2 separate regions of the Homo sapiens genome follow, and region 2 is linked to region 1. A link is an interaction called in ENCODE POLR2A ChIA-PET data of the cell type or tissue named here. Cell type or tissue: PC-9. All regions are shown on one strand. Each heading gives the region's core, and the rest is flanking DNA. Links, peaks and the distances in the headings are about the cores only.

What was found. ChIA-PET counts read pairs that join two places held together with the same protein. Peaks named below come from ENCODE experiments on the same cell type or tissue, not always from the same donor. Only the 100,000 strongest peaks of a DNase experiment are listed, where the experiment ranks them.
Region 2: POLR2A ChIA-PET joins it to region 1 with 6 read pairs; 2 of 35 experiments call an interaction of 5 or more read pairs at or near these places.

Annotation. Positions count from the first base shown.
Region 1 is chr16:50,393,075-50,399,203 of GRCh38, forward strand. It overlaps LINC02178 (long intergenic non-protein coding RNA 2178), which reads right to left and starts at 2,059. Exons shown (of 2, transcript NR_146572.1): 1 at 1,861-2,059. RefSeq lists enhancers at 3,104-3,233, 3,854-5,053. In PC-9, for the core only: no CTCF peak of the experiment used is centred there; DNase peaks (open chromatin) are centred at 3,157 and 4,287; H3K4me3 peaks cover 2,320 bases; H3K27ac peaks cover 3,427 bases.
Region 2 is chr16:50,527,918-50,534,046 of GRCh38, forward strand. No RefSeq gene overlaps it. Among named protein-coding and RNA genes, the nearest start is that of NKD1, 17 kb to the right of the region's middle. In PC-9, for the core only: no CTCF peak of the experiment used is centred there; a DNase peak (open chromatin) is centred at 3,034; H3K27ac peaks cover 1,563 bases.

The DNA.
Region 1 (6,129 bases), core at 357-5,356:
CCTTCCTTCCCTCCTTCCTTCTTAATCTCTCTCTCGCTCTCTTTTCTTTATTTTCCCTCCCTCCCTCCCTCCCTTCCTTCTTTTCTTCCTTCCTTCCTTCCTTCCTTTCTTCCTTCCTTTTCATATTAATAATAATGATAGTAATAATATGGGCCTAACCCTGACCCCCATACCCTGCCCCATGGGCATCTGTCCTCCCTCACTTTGCCCCGGAGCCTCTTTCCCTGCTTAGGAGACTTGAGGAGAATAGAAACTAAAGAAATGTATGCCCAAATTGCTGCCCAACTTTTATTTGCTGGTTCTAAAAGGGTCCTCCTTGTCCCCCTCTTACCCCCAGCCCCAGAGAGGAGAGAGTTACATATGCTGATGGCGAGTGCTGTGGGAGGGCACATGAGGAGGGGGCCCCGTCTGTGTGTCTTCACGCTTTCTGCCTTTGCTCTCTTCCTGTGTGTCTCTGATGTTCTCTGTCTGTCTGTCTCTCCCCTCCTGCCCCTCCCCAGTGGTGTGCTGGCCTGGGGCTCTGGTTTCTATTCCTGGCACTGGGGCCTCTGTGGCCCCCATGCTCTGACGCTCTATGCCACTGCTGCACCTGTGACTGAGCCAGGAGCTTTGGCGGAGGGTTGCCAGGTGAAGACCCCCACGGTGGCTCACTGGAGGGGAGGGGGTGGTGAGGTAGCGAGGGCTGGGCTGTCATATCGATCCTCCTTCCTTGGGGCAAATGGCAGAGCCTGGCAGAAGCTGCTTGCCAGGCCTCTGGGCTGCTTTTATGAAGGAGAATTTGGGAAGATCAGTGGCTGTAACAAAGTGCGGAACAGGCTTCTCCTGCTCCTCTGCATGTCCAGATTATACCAGACACCACCAGGCAGACAGTATTGGGCAGCGGGGAGGGCACAGGCTGTGGGACTGGACACCTAGGGTTTGAATCCCACCTCCTCAACTTTGTAACCAGGAGGAGACTCTGGGCAAGTGTCTTCCCTGTTTGTACCTCACTTTTCTCATCTGTAAAATGGGACTAATAATTGTATTTACCTCGGGGGATTGTCATGAGGAATAAATGAGTTAATACATGTAAAGTACTTAGAATCGTGCCTGTTATACTGTTGCTCAACAGATGTGAGTAATAAGAATAACTGCTGTTATTTCAATATGTATCTTTTCAGGCATCATTATCAGCAACAGCTAAGTTGATAATCCACTGTATGGATCAGAGCTCATGCTTGGGTGTTGGGAGGGTACTGGGGTAAATCTCTTCCTTGCTTTCCTTCATTCATTCATTTTTGTTTTTCTTTCTTTCTTTCTTTTCTTTTCTTTCTTCTTTCTTTCTTTCCCCTTTTCTCTCTTTCTTTCTCTCTCTCTCTCTCTCCCCTTCCTTTCCCTTCCCTTCCCTTCTTTCCCCTCCCCTCCCCTCCCCTTCCTTCTCCTTTTTTTCTTGTCTTCTGGCAACAGACCCTTCTTTCCCAGGGGTGCCCAGTCCGTGTAGTTCTGAGGGTGGGGCTGAGCCTGCCATGCATGTGCTGCACAGATCTGACCAGTCAGAGAACTGTATTCCTTGGGCCACAGTGATTGGCTCAGGGACAATCATGTGACACAAGGCAGCCAGAGTTCTCCCCAGAATTTTGCTGCCCTAGTGTTAGCGAAGACAGCTTTCCATCCTCTGAGATCCCCAGTTCTAAGGGTGTTGTAAGCTGGAGTCACTAGAAGCCCACCTTCTCCAGCTACATGAAGGAAGCTATCAACAGTAGAAGAAAATGAGGCCATTATGTCAAAAAAGGCAGAAATAAGACATGGAGTGGGGGTGGTGGGGGGAGAGAGAGAAAGAGAGAGAGAGAGAGAGAGAAATGTGATACCTTAATTACCTACCTTAAGTGTAGCCATGCCTACAACTCTCGTGCTGTATGTGCTTCTGACTGAGTCAATTACCTTTGCTTTTATAAAGATCCGAGTTTGGTTTCTTGCAATCAAAAGAGTCCTGATCAATATGGAAGCTGACTTGGTTACCAAGGGTGCCTGCTGTTGTGTTGACATCACCCTCACTCATAGGGGCTCAGTCTCTTTCATAGATGAACTGCACCATGAGAAAAGGGCTGAGGACCAGGTGGTGAAGGGGCAGGAGTATTTGCCTTGGAGGATTGGAGCTGGTGTGCATTCAGCAGAAATGAGCCTTCCTTGGAGTAGTAGCCATCCAGCTGGGCTTGATTTCAGGGACTTGGAGAAGTGGAGGTGGGAGTTGGTGAGCATTCCAGAAGAAGGGCACAGCATGAGGGAAAGGCTTAAAGTAGAGGAAATGTAAGGTGTATTGAAAGAACAGCAGCTAGTCTTGATTGGCTGAATTGTCAGGCAAATGAGTGATGGAAAGCTGAAGGTGATGAGGCTGGAGAATTATGCTGGAGTCAGAGCATGGACTACAGGAGAGTCAGAGCATGGAGGTTTTGAGTTTCAGGTCTAGGATCTTGGATTTTGTGGCCTAGACAATAGGGAACCATGCAAGTGTTTTGTTTTGTTTTTTTTTGGTGGAAGTTGAAAGATTCAGAGCTGTGTAGTAGATTGTTAAAATGGGGAGGTGAGGCTGGGCCTATAGTCCCAACACTTTTGAAGGCCGAGGCGGGAGGATTGCTTGAGGCCAGAAGTTTGAAACCAGCCTGAGTAACATAGCCAGACCCTGTCTCTAGAAAAGAAAAATAAAAAAATTAGTTAGACTACAGTTTTATCTGTAGTCTGGCACTACAGATAAAAAATTAGTATCTGTAGTCCCAGATACACAGCAGGCTGAGGTGGGAGGATTGCTTGAGCCCAGGACTCCAATGCTACAGTAAGCCGTGATCGTGCCATTGCACTCCAGCCTGGGCTACAGAGTGAGATCTTGTCTCTAAAGGGACACTTCCGGCAGGAAGTGAATCTGGACCTTCTAGGGCCCAAAGTGGCAGAATGAAGTCACACAGGCAAAAACAGAGTCAGAGATAGAGAAGTGAGACCAAGTCCTGAGGCCATGATTGGAGCCCCTGAATCAGACACACCCTAGCCATTTCAGGTACCTGGGACTATGAAATTGAATTGAGTTTTCTATAACCTGCACACAAGAGTCCTGAGCGTATGCAGCTGCAGCAGCAAGTAAGCAACTGACTAGCTCTGTGTGGGCCTGCGTGCTCTCAGAGGAAAGGGAGGAGCAAAAAAGGAAGCAGTGGGCAGGTCCTGAGTACCTGAGAGGTTGGTGATACAGCTAGCAGGGACTGGGCTTATGGGAGAAGAAGCCATTTTTGTGGGGAAGTGCAGAATCTGAAATATCGGCATGAACCAAAGGTGGCTGGCCATTTCTCCACCGTCAGGAGAAAGAAGTGCATTCCAAGACATTTTGTTGAGGACTCGGCCAACTAGCAGAACCCATCCTGGGCCAGAGTTGGCTTCACTCAGTGGAGCCTAGGCATAGAGCAGGACCAGACACTGGCTCTGAGGCCCATGGTTTACCGACTGTATTAGTCAGGGTTCCCTAGAAGGACAGAACTAATAGGATAGATGTATATATGAAAGGGAGTTTATTAAGGAGTATTGACTCACACGATCACAAGGTGAAGTCCCACAGTAGGCTATCTGCAAGCTGAGGAGCAAGGAAGCCAGTCCAAGTCCCAAAACCTCAAAAATAGGGAAGCCGACAGGGCAGCCTTCAGTCTGTGGCTGAAGGCCCTAGAGCCCCTGGCGAACCACTGGTGTAAATCCAAGAGTCCAAAAGCTGAAGAACTTGGAGTCCAATGTTTGAGGGCAGGAAGCACCCAGCACGGGAGAAAGATGGCCGGAAGACTCAGCCAGTCTAGCATTTCCACATTCTTCTGCTTGATTTTATTCTAGCCACACTGGCAGCTGATTAGACCCACCCAGATTGAGGGTGGGTCTGCCTCTCCCAATCCACTGACTCAAATGTTAATCTCCTTTGGCAACACCCTCACAGACACACCCAGGAACAAAACTTTTCATCCTTCAATCTGATCGAGTTGACACTCAATATTAACCATCAGGCCGACTATTCATCAATCAGCATTGTGGCAATGTTCAGCAATGTTTTTCTTTCTGCTTTGCGCAGAGTTCTCTGGGAAGTTAAAGGAACTAGAAACTTTCTTCCTCATAACCGACTGGTAAGGTGAGTTGAGGATTGAGCAGGCTGAGGAGCAGAGTTTACACCCTGCCTCTGCTATACTCTGTCTTCGTGCTCTTGGGCAAATTACTTAGTTGCTTGAAAGATGAATCAGAGATTACCAGGTGGAGGTGATTCAGGGAGCATTCAGGCAGGAGGACTGGCCAGTGGCTAAGGGAAGAGAAGCCCCAGGGGGTGGTGGGTGAGTCATGGGCTCTGATGTCAGTTGGATCTGGGTTCTCATACTGGTTCAAGTGCATGCCCTTAAAACAAGTCCTTCAGCCTCTCTCTCTCAGCTTGCTCACCTAAAAAGTGGACCCAATGATCTCTATCTTGTAAGGTTGATATGAAGATTACTGGAGTAACTTTCCTATAAAGTGCCTGGCACATAATTGATGTTGCATAAATGATTGATTTGGGCCAGGCGTGGTGGCTCATGCCTGTGATCCCAGCACTTTGGGATATCACTTAAGGCCAGAAGTTCGAGACCAGACTTGGGAACTTAGTGAGACCCCCCATCTCAATTAAAAATATTTTAAAGAATGATTGTTTTGCCATTATAAGCCATCTGCAAGCTGAGGAGCAAGGAAGCCAGTCCGAGTCCCAAAACCTCAAAAGAAGGGAAGCCAACAGTGCAGCCTTCAGTCTGTGGCCGAAGGCCTGAGAACCCCTGGCAAACCGCTGGTGTAGATACAAGAGTCCAAAAGCTGAAGAACTTGGAGTCCGATGCTTGAGGACAGGAAGCATTATTTTTTAGTGATTTATTCTGATTCCTCAAGGCACAAAGGCAGTGGAGAAACATGGAGGTGGGTGTATTCATCTGTCTTTATTCAGTTGCACATAAAGGAAACCCAAATAAAACTGGCTTTAGAAGAAACAAAAGGAAGTGGTTGACTCACGTAAGAGTCAAGTACAGAGGTATTAATGGATTTCAGGCATGGCTAGATCTAGGGGCTCAAATAATATCACCAGGATACTGCCTATCTCTCCATCATTTGGCTCTGTTTTCTGTGGCATAGGCTCCTCTCAATGGTGTGCTAGAGCAAATTGTAAAACATTCAGGAATTTTGGGCACCAGTTGGTCATCGTTGGTAGCATGAAACTGGCCATGGTCGGAGTATTTGTATCATGGAAATTGGCAAATGCTATAAATAAGCGCTTTTTTTCTTTTTTTTTTTTGGTGGGAGGAGAGCTTGTTTACCAACACATGACTGCTCCATTCTCAAAAGTCTCTTCCCCTGCCATGGGAAGAAGGCAGCCCGCAGCTACTGGTTGACATCCCACCACCTAGGCTACCACAGTGGAAAGTGAGTATCTCTTTCCCAGAAGTTCCAGGAAATGTCCCAGAGTTGGGTCTCATTGGCCTGGCTTGGATCTCATGCCCATTCGTGACATAGCAACTGAGGCCAGGGTGTGGAGTGTACTGACTGTCTTGTGTCCCTTCTGGAACTGTGAGATGGGGTCAGCTCCACCTGAACCGTGTGGAGTGAGAGTGGGTATAGATGGTTCCCTTTACTGTCACGAGCAACCACAGACCCTGGTGGCACACAAAACAGGAAATGTTTATTGTTCACACATCTGCAGGTTGGCTGGAGGGTCTGCTCCAGGCTGGGCTTGTCTGGGGTAGTTAGTGGGGACAGCTCTGCTCTTCTCTCTCCTTCTCCTTCGGGGACCAACTGACCAACCCAGATTGTTCACCTTCTGGTGACAGCAGAGTCACAACACAGCAAGAAGGAACAGCGATGTACTTGCAAGGCCTAGGGATAGACTAGCACACCGTTACTTCCGCCTCATTCCGTTGACCAAAGCACGTTACAAGACTGAGGCTGGGATATAAACTTTGCTTCTTCTTCTCCTTGTTTTTTTTTTTTTTTGTTTTGTTTTTTGTTTTTTTTTTTTTTGAGGTGGAGTCTCGCTCTGTCACCCAGGCTGTAGTGCAGTGGCGCGATCTTGGCTCACTGCAACCTCTGCCTCCCAGGTTCAAGGGATTCTCCTGCCTCAGCCTC
Region 2 (6,129 bases), core at 742-5,741, 140 kb after region 1:
CACCAATGATAAAATTCAGGCTTTCAAGATAATGGAGATAAATGCCTGGAACAGGGTGGCTGTCCAATAAAGTCTGTCTTTCCCCTCTTTCTTCTACTCCTATTTCCTCCTCTTTTTTTTTTTTTTTTTTGACAACGTCTGACTCTATCGCCTAGGCTGGAGTGCACTGGTGCCACCTCAGCTCACTGAAACCTCCGCCTCCCAGGCTCAAGCCATCCTCCCACCTCAGCCTCCTGAATAGCTGGGACTACAGGCACACACCACCACACCCAGTTTATTTTTGTATTTTTCTTTTTTTTGTAGAGATGAAATTTTGCCACATTTCCCAGGTTGGTCTTGACTTCCCTCTCTTCTTGGTAGAGGTTAGCTCCTTGGCCCTGGCTGGCAAAGTGTCTGAAAATTGACACTCTTCAGTGTCAATTTTCCAATGAGATGGGGTAGGAGGTATTGGTTTGGGCACGGAGTAAGCTGCTGTAAGAACAGTCCCCCAAATACAGCAAGTTCAACAAGATGGAAGATTATTGCTCTCATGGAAAACTCTAAGCAAGGAAGGGGTCTGGGAATGGAAGGCAGTTTGACTCCATGAAGTGGATCAGGAATTCAGGTAACTTCCATCCTGTGCTCTGCCCTCTCCATGGTGGAAGCTGGATCTCTGTGCTGTGTCTATGTTTCAGTCTGCAAGAAGGCAGGGAGAAGATGGGAAGGGCTAGCACACATTGCTTCTGTTCACATGCCATTCACATATGGCCACATGTAACTGCCTGGGAGGCTGGAAAGTAGTGTAGTTTCTAGTAATATGGCTATTCTATGACTAAAAAGAAAAAAGGGAGAAAGGATTCTAGGGGATGGATGACAGTTTCTGCCACAATATGAGTGGGGTAGGATCAGAGGAGAAAAATGTGGGAATAGCAGAAATGTAGCACCTATGAGCTCACAGCTTCAAAGAGATGCTCAGGTGAAATCCCAGAGAGGCCCACCTAGACTCAGCACCCTGCTGCTGCTACCTCTTCTCACCTCATCAGTCTGTGCATGGTATGTAGGCCACGTGTCTTTGCATTTCCTCCAAACATCTGAACATGGTGGATCTAGAAGGCACTTTAGAGATCCCCTTTTATTCTGTAAAAGGAGAGGCACAGCCCCAGAGACAGAAGACTCTTGACCAATGACACACAGCAAGTCAGAGTTGGGATTGGGACTAGAACCAAGCTTTCCCACTCCCCAGGCCCATAGCTCTCTTGCCATAGCCCACAATATCTCTTTGATGATGCACCAGGCCCTTTCCCTTCTGATACATCAGATGGCTCCCTCCCTGAGCTGACCACCTGATTCCTTATCCTCTGTTACCTTGAAAAGCATGAATATACGTTAAATAGGAAAGGAATGAAGCAAACATGTATCACACAGTCGAAAAGAAGAATAGGCATAGGCATGTAGTGTAAGAAAGGTTATTCAGGGAAGGGGCATTTCCATCCCTTTTTATTCATACACCACCCAAGAGTCTTTTGAATGCAGGTGCAAAAATCCCACTGAAACCTGCTTACAAAATTAAGGAGGATTTATTGGCTTATATAGTCTCCAATTCCATATTTTTAGGATGGGTCACTTTTAACACCCTACTCCTGATACCAATTTCTACATCACTTGAGATGTCTTGTTGACAAGCAGTAACAATGGGCTCTGACTAAACTGAGACTTTTGGGCATTTATTGGAATAATCCTGGGGTGGTCTCAATGAAAGGACTGAAGAAAGGGCTGAAGAACCAGATCTGGAACTTATATCTCAGAGGATATCAGCAGCAGAAGAGTCTGCTACCTTCCAACCCTGAGTCTGTATGCAGAGGCAAAGTGTGGGCAAAGGAATTCTGGTTGCATGCCTACCCTATCTGATACCAGAAGAAAATGGGGTAAACATGGGGAGCTATGACAGATAAAAACAATCACCATTATGCCTTTAATTTCCCCTATAAATGCATACTATCATTATCCACATTCGCTTATTAGATTTGTATTTTTTCTCATTTTAACTTAAAGAAATATGTATAGTTCTTATTGATGGCATCTTTCTAATGGGAGGCAGTACATGTAATACAACTTCTTGGCTTAATACTTACTAACTACATAACTTGGGCAAGTTACTCAACTTCTCTGAGACTTGATTTCTTCATTTTTAAGATGGGGATAAGAATTCCTTGTAGGGTATTTGAGATCATTAAGATAACTAATGCATGAAAGGATTTTAAAGTAGAGTGGTGGCCATTTTTATCATTTAAATTTTCCTCTCTCTTTACTGTCTTAGGCTGGATTCCCAGAAGCAGACTCTTAGTGAAGGAAATGTATAGGGGATGAGAAAGTGGGGCAGGGAAGGGAAGCAGATCCGGCAAGGATCCGATATCAAGCAAACTCCCACAGAGGGTAATTTTGGCTCAATTCCACATGTGAACTTTGGAGACATACGAGTCACAACTCAGAGTTGCATGAGCAGGGAACAAGGGAGCTGGGGTATTGATACTCCCATGTTGCCAATCATTGGTTGCAGTGTCTGGCAAGCTGTAGAAAGCATTCTGACAATGAGATGCAAGTGTTGGCTGTTGGGAGTCAAAGCACACTGGGGATCAGGAAAAGGAGCAGAGGAGGTATGGACGAAACATGCTACCTGTCCTCAGTGGTGCTCATTTACACAATAGACTTGAAGAGTGTTTTAACAAAGGGGCCAGGGTTAGAGAAAGCATGAAGGTGAGACTCAGCAGCCTGTTCCATCTGGGTCAGAGGTCACTCACTCTGACTCCAGGACTTTTTTCTTGGAGCTGCCAATTTGCAAAGTATTTCGAAATAGTAGGCTCAGCAAACTTGGAAAGGCAGGATGCTCAGCTCAAAAGCTGAGAGTAATTGTTTAAAATATGGGGTTGAGCAATCAGGGATTCTCACCTGGAAGCCTTTTGCACCATGGCATTTTGCCAGCAGGCCCTGTGCTGGATCAGGCTGCACGCACTGGCCCAGGCTCACAGCAGTGCAAAGAAATGAGTGGTTGTTCCCACGGCCCATGTTTTGAGGGTTTAGAGGCAGGCTCAGATTTCACAGTTGGCAAGAGGTCCCTCTGCTCCGGTATTCTACCCGTACTTCCTGATTACCTGTAAGACCTCAGGCATTGACCTCGGCACTGGGGAAAACCTCACGTCTCACAAGACCACAGATAACTCTAGCTCCTGCGCTGCATCAAGAAGGACAGGCAGATCAAGCGTGTTGGAGGCATTGAGAAAAGAAACATCACTTTCCACCTGATCAAGAAAGGTCTCTTGAGTTGTCCTTGAAAAGAACAATCAAAGCGTCTTATTTAGCCAATAGTCTAAAAGTTATATATTTAATATTTATTTTAAGAACATTCACATGGCATTTACTACATGCCAGGAAAAGTTGAAGAGCTCTACACATATCAACTCAGTTCCTATTTGTAGGGAATGTGAAGCTTACTGGGGATGTTTGTGGGGATCTTGGCTGCCCAATGTGGGACCCCTGTTCCCTTTAGGTGTCTAACACATGTTCTCTTTCTCTTTGATGGCCAAGGCATGGCTGGCCAATGGGATGCTTCTCTCTCCAAAGGAGCAGGGAGAGCTGGAGATACCCTCCTTGCAAACAGCAGCTTGAGGATCCAGCGCCTGGTGCACAGGTAACCAGCAGTGGTCTCTTTCTCCACCTCAACTATGCCTGTGACCTCTTCTGACCCTGGCCACACCTGCCTGACTTTCCCTGCTTTCCGTCCATTTTTTTCTCAGTTTGATTTTACAGCCACCTTGGAGTCCCTTTTCTGTTAGGGTTCATGAGCATTGGATTCTGTTTTAGCACCCAGAACCTTGATTGGTTCAGAAGAGGAAGCTGGGAGATGAGGCCAGATGGAAACAAGACCAAGGAAGGTCTCAATTGCCAGATGAATTGTTTGTGACTTTAGCCTTTGGTCTAGTGGTTCTTAAGCAGGGACATGCTTTAGGATCATCTGATACTTTGGTTAGCTATTACCACAATAATGCTACATAACAAGTGACCTCCCACCCCAACCAGGGCATACAACAACAAAAATTTATTTTTCTCACTACAGGTCTGCAAATCGCCTGGGGTGACTCTGATGAACTTGATTAGTATTGGCTGAACTTGGGCCAGGGTACGGGATGGGTTCAAGCCTGTTCTGTATGTTTGTAATTTGGGGACTCAGGTTGAAAGGGTAGTGTCCATCTGGAGCAAACTCATGGTGAAGAGCTGGAGTGCAAGAGATAGGAGTGGAAATGTGCAATGCCTCTTCAGACCTTGGCTTGGAACTGGCACAGCATCACTTCTACCCATATTCAACTGAGCAGAACGCATGACACAGTCAAGTCCAACATCAGTGGTGTGGGGTAGTCCTGTCTGCTCACAGTGAATCGTGATACAGGGAGACAAGGAAGAATTGTGGACTAATAATTTAATCTATCACACAGGGGGTGTTTTTTCACAACCTGATATCCTGATTCCAACCCTCTGAGTGGAATTTTTTTTTTTAATTTTTTAGAGACAAGGTCTTGCTCTGTCACCCAGGCTGGAGTACAGTAGTGTGATCATAGCTCACTGCAGCCTCAAACTCCTGGGCTCAAGTGATCCTCCTGCTTTAGCCTCCTGAATACATGAGACTACAGGCATGCGCCACCATGCCCAGCTTATTTTTATTTGTATTTTGTGTAGAGCTGTAGTCTTGCAATGTTGTCCAGGCTGGTCTTGAGCTCCTGGTCTCAAGTGATCCACCCGCCTTGGCCTCTCAGGCATGAGCCCCCGTTCTCAGCTGGAATATCTGTATTTTGAAGAAGCTGCCCTGGTGATTCTGATGTGCATTCTCACGGGGTAAGTACTAAGTACCACTATGGACAATGAGAAGCCATTGAAGGCTTGGGCAGAAGAATGACATGAGCAGTTCTGGGCTTGGAAAATAACCTTGGGAAATAGGTGGCGGTAGAGGCTGGCAGATCTGTTAGTTAGCAAACTTGCATATGACCCAGAAGGGATGATGAGGACTTGAACTTGGTGTTCCGGGCACCTACTGCTGTGTAAGAAACCAGCACAAGACTCCGTGGCTCAAAAAAACACCTGTTTTTTTGGTTTGTTTTTTTCTTTTTTTGAGATGGAGTCTCACTCTGTCGCCCAGGCTGGAGTGCAGTGGCGCGATTTCGGCTCACTGCAACCTCCACCTCCCGGGTTCAAGCAATTCTCTTGCCTCAGCCTCCTGAGTAGCTGGGATTACAGGCACGTGCCACCACACCTGGCTAATTTTTGTATTTTTAGTAGAGATAGGGTTTCACTATGTTGACCGTGTGGTCTTGAACTCCTGACCTCATGATCCACCCACCTCAGCCTCCCAAAGTGCTGGGATTACAGGCATGAGCTACCGTGCCCGGCCAAAACAGTACCTGTTTTATGAGCTCTTGTGACTCGGGGGCTTGACTGGGCTTGGTAGGGTAGTTCTGCTCCATGGGACTGCAGTCAATGGGGACCCATTTGGGCCAGACATCCTGGATGGTACACACCCATGGCTAGCAGCTGTGGCTGGCTGTCTGCTGGAAGCTCAACTGAGGCTGTCGACTGACACACATACATGACCTCTCCATGTGGCTTGAACTTCCAGCACAGAAGCTGGGTCCTGAGAGGGAATGTTCCAGAAGTGTGCATTCCAAGAGGGAGAAAACAAGAGCTGCTTGTCCTCTTAAAGGCTAGGGCCAGCACAAGCATGGCATTGCTCTACCACATTCTGCTAGTTCAGTGGCCACAGGGCCAGCCCAGAGGCAAGGGCTTCATGGGGAGAATGATGAATAATGTATGTCCACCTTTAATCACACCTGGACAGTAGCAGTGCTGAGGGAGGGATGCAGACTCAAGAGAGGTTTAGGGAGAGTGGACAGGACTTGGCACCTCATTGTTCATGGAAGAAAGAACTGGGGATGCCAAGAAGGTGTTGCCCTGAGCATCTGTCAGGATGATCACTTTAATCCCTAGAGCCAGCCATGGGGTTCTGACATGGGGCAGCCTCTCTGCTAGGCGTTGCATGTGTTCTTTGGAAGGGAAAGATGATCGGCACCTTTGCCCAGGACACTCACAACCCTAATAGCATCGCAT